2 separate regions of the Homo sapiens genome follow, and region 1 is linked to region 2. A link is a contact called in ENCODE Hi-C or POLR2A ChIA-PET data. All regions are on one chromosome and are shown on one strand. Each heading gives the region's core, a stretch centred on a gene start or an enhancer-like site at or near the end of the contact. The rest is flanking DNA. Distances are from core to core; before and after follow the strand shown. Region 1 overlaps LRMDA (leucine rich melanocyte differentiation associated). Region 2 overlaps LRMDA (leucine rich melanocyte differentiation associated).

Evidence for each region. Hi-C counts contacts between places; a loop is a spot of excess contacts on that map. ChIA-PET counts read pairs that join two places held with the same protein, here RNA polymerase II (POLR2A). Pooled maps may share reads with other maps.
Region 1: a map with no recorded cell type shows a loop between it and region 2 (6-fold over the local background). The contact joins two enhancer-like sites. A Hi-C loop is called at or near these places in 13 of 37 single-sample maps with no recorded cell type and 5 of 50 pooled maps. POLR2A ChIA-PET finds 5 or more read pairs at or near these places in 1 of 52 experiments (GM12878).

The regions. Positions count from the first base shown.
Region 1 is chr10:75,604,298-75,608,421 of GRCh38, reverse strand. All of the region lies in intron 2 of LRMDA (leucine rich melanocyte differentiation associated), which reads right to left. Among named protein-coding and RNA genes, the nearest start is that of MIR606, 54 kb to the right of the region's middle. Within about 2 kb of position 1,906, at least 4 of the 41 ENCODE cell types and tissues checked have a DNase peak (open chromatin) inside an H3K27ac peak, as active enhancers do.
Region 2 is chr10:75,530,476-75,534,655 of GRCh38, reverse strand. All of the region lies in intron 2 of LRMDA (leucine rich melanocyte differentiation associated), which reads right to left. Among named protein-coding and RNA genes, the nearest start is that of MIR606, 20 kb to the left of the region's middle. Within about 2 kb of position 1,960, at least 2 of the 41 ENCODE cell types and tissues checked have a DNase peak (open chromatin) inside an H3K27ac peak, as active enhancers do.

The sequences.
Region 1 (4,124 bases), core at 657-3,156, 74 kb before region 2:
CATGCTGTACATTTAGGTCTCCAGAACTTATTACATCCTACATAACTGAAACTTTGTACCCTTTGACCAACAACCTTCCCATTTCCCTGGCCCCCCATCCCCTGGTAACAACCATTCTAGTCTCTGCTTCTATGTGGTTGACTATTTTAGATTCCACATATAAGTGAGATCATGCAGTAGTCTTCTAAGTCTGGTTTATGTCACCATGTTCTCCAGGTTCATCCATGTTGCAAATGGCAGGACACCCTTCTTTTTTTAAGGTGGAATAATATTGCTTTGTGTATGTGTGTGTATATATATATATATATATACACACACTACAATTTTTGATCCAGTCATCCATCAATGGACACTTAGGTTGTTTCCCTCTCTTGGTTATCTGGGTATATATCTGATGGAAATAAAATCAGTATCTCAAAGAGATATCTGCACTCCCATGCTCATGGCAGCATTATTCACAATAGCTAGGATATGGACAATGGATTTTTAACCACTCCAGGCAACCACTTCATGTTTGGATACCTAACAGAAGCAACCAGAGAGCTGGTTAAAAATAGAAAATCTTGGGCTCCAAAAAAAAAAAAAAAAAAAAAAAAACCACTGAATCAAAATCTCCAGGAGTGGGGCCTAGGAATCACAATTTTTTAAAGTTCCTTGGGTGGTTCCAGTGCAGCCAGTCATTTGGAAATCACTAAGTCACCTCACTTGCTTGCACATGAGGAATGAAGACAGTGCTGTTGTTACAAAACCAAAACAAGGCAGTGATTCTCCCTTAAAAAGAAAAAGATGCTCATCTGTAATGCTTTAGCATTTGTTTACAGATAATTAAATGTGGAGGAAAAGAAGGTTAGGACCTGAGAAAATCATGTGTTAAAAACTAAAAGTGGAAGGGCCCACTATAAATTAGAGCACTACAAAATTATCACCTGTATCAATAGAAAAATATAGTTCAATATAAGAACATCCAAAGAAATACAGTATTACATGAAATGGCTTCCCATCTGTAGTAGCTTTAACATAACAGAATTAAGACAACAAATCTGCTGAGGGGAAAATATCATGTAGGTCAATTTTATTCATTCGAATCTAACAGACTAGAAATTTGAAGAAATTTTAACAAGCATTTACTTTCCTATCGTATGTCAAGAAAGGCCTTGTTCATAAATACAAGATAGGAAAGACTTTCAGAAGATAGTTAAAACTCAAGAGGACTGTTCTGAAATGTCTTGATCACTTTGGAAGTAACCATTTCTCTAACATTTTGTAATAAAATGCCAAGTATTTTTAACTAGTCATTAAAACTGTTCCGGGAATTTCTATTGTAGACTTTGATATCTAATTCAAGTGGCTGCATAAATTTGGAAGCTACAAAATCAATTTTCCATAAAATATCATTTGGGCTTCACTAATCCAAACTGGCCTCCTTCCTAATTAGGTTGAATTCATGGGATTTTATTGTAATGCACTGCCAAATCAAATTGTTAAAACTGGGAACTTTGTGCTATTTTGGATTATCATAACATCCTTTCCCTCCATTAGCAGGGATGGCCAGAGGTTGCTAATACAATAAATGTTTAATGGATGGCAACACTGTCCCTTGCCCCCAGAAATAGAGATACAGACATAAAAATACCCTCAGATCTGTTTGTATCCATGCTTTCTGCCTTCTCTCTTGCTTGTGGCAAACAGTGAATTTTCCCAATATAAAGAGACATGCCAATCGACTTACTCAAGCCAAAGGTAAACAGAAAAGAAGTGAGAAGAAAGGGATGAAAAAACACTGCGGCAGCTCTGGGAGACATAGTCTTCTGTGCCAAGAGACCATCACCTCCTATAAATGTCCCCAGTCCTTTAACATTTGAAATAGAAAGGTGCAGTGGAAATGCAGGCTTCTGGAAGGGCACCAATAGAGCCCATGTAGCCCGGAATGGACTCTGCCCTTAACTAGAAACTGGGAGTCAGTGAGAAAATAGAACCTCGGTTCTAAAAATAGCCCACTTATTTTCATTTCTGGTTTCAATACCTTCACTGCACCTTTGTTTTAAAGGCATTACAGGAGTTCTGACATTTTCTTTCCATTTCTGAATCAACAGAGAAGAAATTCAGCTACATGGTAAGAGAGTTAATATTCTACCTTCTCGCACACTTAACACAGACATACCCATGCAAGAGCACATGTTAAGACTGGCCTCAGTTTGGTTGGGTTTAAGAGAAGGAGTTACCAGCAGTGAACTTTACTTATCTTACCATTAGAAAACAGGGTTGGCCAGGCGCAGTGGCTCATGCCTGTAATCCTAGCACTTTGGGAGGCTGAGGCGGGTGGATCACTTGAGCCCAGGAGTTCAAGACCAGCCTGGGCAATATGATGAAACCCCATCTCTGCAAAAAATACAAAAATTAGCTGAGCATGGTGGTGCACACCTGTAGTTACAGCTACTTGGGAGCCCAAGGTAGGAAGAGCATCTGAGTCCAGGAGGCAGAGGTTGCAGTGAGCCATGATTGCGCCACTGCACTCCAGCCTGAGTGACAGAGCAAGACCCCGTCTCAAAAAGAAAGAAAGAAAGGCTTATTTGGGAGGAGGTGAGACGGCAAGAGAGTACTCAGTTCCCAGCCGCTGCCATCACTCTTTCTCCTTCAACTGCTCACACAAAGAACTTGGCCATTCAAGCCAAAGAAATGTAGATTTCTGTCCCAGCTTCACCATGACCTTAGATAAGTTAATTTCTGCAACTCAGTTTCTTCATGTTTGAAATACTGATAATTATTTTCATTCCAATCACTCTTAACATTAGAGCAGCGGCAGGAGGGGTTAGAATGTGCCCAGAAAGGATGCGTTAGGACAAGGGTCCTGCTGTCACTCTCCAATCAGATCAAAGTGTTCCATCAGTGGCCTTTCAATATGTTTAACTTCTCTTTTTCTTGTCCTTCGACTGCTGGGGAAGAAAATGTTTTAGTTAAGTATCCCACAATGTACAAACTTTCTAGGTGCGATTCTCTGCTTGGGGCAAACACGGGAAATTTTGGAACATATCCAGATGGAGAACAGGCTGACTCTTGACTGAAGACTGGTGTAAACTACAGTGTGGAACAGACTGTCTTCTATATTCAAACAGCTCCTATCATCTGAGCTATCAAAAATCCAACCAGCGTCAGGGAGACATTCAGGAAGAAAGGACTCTCATAAAGAAGCCACTCATAATCAAACTTGGAGAAATTGATTTAGAATTCAAGTCTCTATATTCCCAGTCTTGAGACTTTTCCACTGCACAGTATTTAGTCATATGAACTGTGTGGCATTCCCAGTTTATCTTTGTTACTCTTTTAGAATCCAGGAACCCAGGTTGAAACTAAGCAAGTTGTCCCAATGAATTTCTCCTTTTCTACTTGTCAAAGTCAAATAAAAAATATAGAGACAAATCTCTAAACAAAACATTTTGTTTGGGAAAACTGAATTGCAATTTGGGGCATACACAGACTGCGGTGGTCTTCAGTATGTCACAAGAACAAAGAGAAGGAAGGTTGGGGCTCTATTAAAAAAGAAATGTTATGTATTCTTTTGAAAGAAAACTCATTGGCACTAGTGAAGTTTTTTGAAGTGGGCAAGCTCTGATTGGTAAGTGGTGGGGCAGCAGGTAACACCAGTCTGAGAGTCACAGCAGTTCATTTCAGCAGCTACTAGGTTAAACTGTTCTTAAAATCATAGTATTTTGGCAGTTGGCTTACAGTATCACCCCTGGGCAGGCATTTGTGTCCTGAGTCCTTTTTCTCCTCCAGTCTCTCAACTCTAATTTAGTTGGGTTTGACAAGATAACTCCAATTCATATAATCAGTTTTTACATACTCAATACCATAAACTTGTGTAAGCAACATAGCTCATTTCAGTTCCCCAGGACTCATTCAAGGATAAACTTCAGAACAGTTGCCGGGAACTCTTAGCTCTATCTAAGAAGGCAGTAGTAAGGAATAACTGGAAGACGGCAGAGGTAATAATGATAAACATGAGCAATGACAAATAAATTGAATTTTTGTGTCCCAGTGGGTCTGAAAAGCATTCTGGCCCCACACTAATACTCCTAGAATTTCATATCTTTCACTATATTTCACCCCAAGGAAACTCAGCATTT
Region 2 (4,180 bases), core at 711-3,210:
TTCAGATGCTATTCTGAGGCTATGTCTATGTCTAACAATGTTCAAAGGCAGCTTGCCTGCCAAGAACATTTTGGAAAGCAGTCCTTGACTTAAAAGCTAAAGATCAGAAACTATTGTCATCTTCCATTCTTACTCCTCAGGTTGACTCATAAACCTAGAATCCCCCCCTGCCAAATATATGCACCCACAATATTGCCGAGAAAGCAAAGTTCTAAGAGTCAGGACGGCTAGAAACAGTCTTAAATGCCACCCAATTCAATGGTAGCATTTTTCACTGTTTTTTCTTAACTTCTGTTTTAAAGTACACCACATGACAGCAAGTCCCAGGAGGACCACTGTCCACCAAATGTGATGGGCAACTAACTGCCACACACAGCACTTTGCACCCAGTAGCTGTTCAAAGGTATTTGCTGAATTGAATCTCAAACAGACACAGGTTTGCATTATAAGCACCTCACAATTGCGCATCAGGGCACTTGAAATACTCACCCTCATATATTATATTCCCTGTAAAAGACCTAACTTATGCTACATGTGCAGAGACCTTTGATGTAGAGAGCATGAAGAGAGCCTGTTGATGCCAGGAATGGCCAAGAGAAGGAAGATTGAAACTGGGTTCTATAGGACACCATCTGAGCCACTGGATCCACCCACCTGCCCCGAACGCTACCCTAACACCTAGGCAATAGATTTCCTTTACTGTTGAAACCAGTTTGAGTCACTTGCAATATAGAGTCCTCATATGTTGCACATATCGCATGTACATTTTATTTTGTCTTTTGACAAAGTCCCCTCCAAACGTCACCTCCTCCAAGGAGGTGCAATTAATTGTTACTCTCTCTGCACTCTGTGGAATATCGTTGACTCTCTCTCTCCTCTCATCCTCTGAGTGGGCCCAACTCTCCCAGTGATAGCAAGGGAAAGGAAAGGCTCACTCAGCAGCAGACTGCTACAACTGCCTGATCCCAAACACAAGACACCAGAGAATAAGCTTCAAAGTTTCCCACTCCATGATTTTCCAGAAAGTGATGTCCTCTTGCACATCAAGAGACAAGAAAACATAGATGTGCAATGACATAATTTATTATTTACCTACTTTTAACCAAGTCAGTGGGAGAAACAATAAATATGAGTATGCCCAGAAGTGTCTCTTACTCAGACCCATAAAAACTCATTTATAAATAACTCAAAATTTCCACCCAGGATTGATGCTTTCTCTGCTGCACGAAACTCTCCCAGGCTCCCTTGTCAGCCTTTTCCTGAAGTAGATCCAAAGAGACCCTGGGTTACCCCACCCCTAATTGTTACCTATTTCATTTGTATATAGGTTTTCCTCATTAAAATGTCATTATAAAATGAGGAGTCCATTTTAAGGGTAAACAAAGAGTGGTATCTAAATATACTAATATCTCAGCCTTTACTGAAACTAACTTTTATGTAGTCCAACTCCTACCATGTTCTTTGTTATCCTCTCAGTTGAAAGAACGCAGAATATTCTACAGCTCTGCAGGTGACTTCTCTTTCCATAAAATCTCACTAACTAGGATATGCTTTTCAAAATTTACCAGCCTAGTACCTTTCTTTTCAACTTGCTATAAAATGCATTCTTTGAGTAATAAGGCATACTCCACAAACGTGGCTGTGTTCTGTCTTGTATTAATATTATACTTAGCTATTTGAGGTTTGTCACTCCCACGAGAGAGTGAGCCCCTTGATGGCAAGGACAAACATCTTTTAATTGCTTACAGTGCCCAAAACCAGGCTTCATACAAAACAAACCAGTAGTTTCAAACTTGAATATACATCAGGATCAACCACGGAGCTCATTAAAAATACAGATTCCTGAGTCCCACCCCAGGGACTCTGAGCCACCAGGTCTAGGGTAGGGTCAGGGAATCGACATTTCTAACAAAGTGGATCTGAGTGATGCAGGTTGTCTGCATCCTACTGAGAATGACTCAAGCAGAACTCAGTGTGTCTCAACCATACTGAGAATGACTCAAGCAGGACTTCAACAAAAAAAAGTCTGAAATGAATAAGAGTACAAAGTTAGCTAGAAAGATTTTCCAATGTCACCACCAGTCCTCTCTCCAGCATGCACACCTGAGGATGTCTCCCGAATACACCTCCAGCCCCTAGAAAGCAGAGCCTGATGTTTGGCAAACTGGTCTCTCCCAACAGCAGAAAAGGCACTTTCCCCAAGCCCTTTCCTCTGCCTTCAATGTGTTAACACCCAGGCCCAAAAATTACATCTGGGGACTCAGAACCCCAAATGCTCAAAGATAGCAAGCAGCCTGGATCAAAAATTCCAGAATTTGGCACAAGAAAAACATGGAAACTGAGGCTGTGGAACCATGATGGAATCTGGCAACCAGGAATGCCTTTGTCACCTCTCCCCAAGATCTTCGGGATCTGGCTGAAAAGTCAAACTTCTAGCAGGCAAACAAATCTGAGATGTTAGGAAAATAATGAAGACAGCAACAAGACAAATAACAGCCCAAGAGGTCATAAAAGGGGACACTGGTTTCCTTTAAGAAAATTTTTAAACACCCCCTTGTACTGCTCACTGGCTCTTTCCTTTTTTTTTTTTTTTTTTTTTCTTTCTTTCTTTTGAGGTAGAGTCTTCCCTTATCTGCCAGGCTGGAGTGCAATGGTGCAATCAGCTTACCACAGCCTCAAATTCCTGGGCTCGAGTGATCCTCCCACCTCTGCCTCTTGAGTTGCTAGGACTACAGGTGCACACCAATTTTTTTTTTTTTTAAGAGACAGGGTCTTGCCATGTTGTCCAGGCTGAGCTCAAGTGACTCTTCTGCCTCAGCCCCACAAAGTGCTGGGATTACAGGCAAGAGCCACCGCACCTAGCATCACTGATTACTTTCTAAGGCCAATTCCTTTTGGCCTAGCTGGACTGTAAATTCCTTGTGGGCAGGAAATGTATGTCTCATTTCTTGTATCTACATTAAAACTGAACATACACTAGGTGATTAAAAGACCCTGTCCAGAGAACAAGAGTGCTGGCTTTAGAGCCAGAGAAAACCAAGGTCAAACACCACCTCATTTTTAAACCCCTGTGGCACTTACAACCAGGCTTTGTACAAAACAAACCAGTCATCACCACATATTCTTGTGCCAATCACTCAGCTCCTGCTGCAAAGCAACAAAGGATGGGAGTACAGGGTTGGGAGGGTCTGGCTGTTGAGACCCTCAGGTTTGCTCAGACTCTGCTGACCCTAAAAGGCCACACTCACCACGAGTCTGTGAAGGAAGGGAAACTTTAGTGCAGCTCCCACTGCTCCTGCTGTCCAGCTGTCCTTCCCTCTTTTTTGGAATAACGCCTCATCCTTCAGAACTAACCTGCATTGTCCAACAAGTTCTCCTCGACCACCTGACTGTGTTAACCACCCCCTCTGCCACCTCTCTTCAGCACTCGTCCTGCTGTATTATACCTCCCTGTGGTCGTGTCTGTCTACCCACTGGCTAACAACATTAAGGAAGAGCTGGTGATATCCCAGCCTCCACTGTAACCCTAGAGACCAGCACAGTGCCTGGCACACACAGACACTCAAGAGACATGCCCAGTGAAAGAGCAGACCTTGCTTAGCCTCTATCTTCCCAGATGTGAAATGTGAGCTGTTGTGACAACAGATGATATATAACACAGCCTGAAATAGTCCCCATTCAATAAATTATAAATATTCTCATTGAGATTGCTAATAGTGAACTATTAGTTACCAAAAAGCCCATAGTGCCGGAACTATAGACAACAGAGTTCAGTACAAGGGGCAAGGAGCCCAGGCACCAGCAACAATGGTTTTCTGAGATCCTGTCCTCCAGGATCAATCCCTGAAGCCCACCTTTAGGTTCCACTCCCAATAAAACCACTCAGGAATGGTGAGGAGAGGAATGTCAACTCTTTGTTTCAAGTGGCCCCATGTTCTTCCCCAGTCTCAGTGAGCCATTACCTGAAACCAAGGGCCTAGTGGGAGGGAATGCAGAGAAAAGCCATTCCCACAGTGAAGGAGTGAGGCAGGCTGATTTATGAGGAAGGATTCTAAAGAAGTTAAATACACACCACTTGGCACAGCAACCCAGGGTGAGGAATGGGGGTGCCCTTCACAGCCAGGAAACATCAGGGATGAGTCAACACTGAGGTCAGCAGCAAGGAGGGGGCAACACAGGT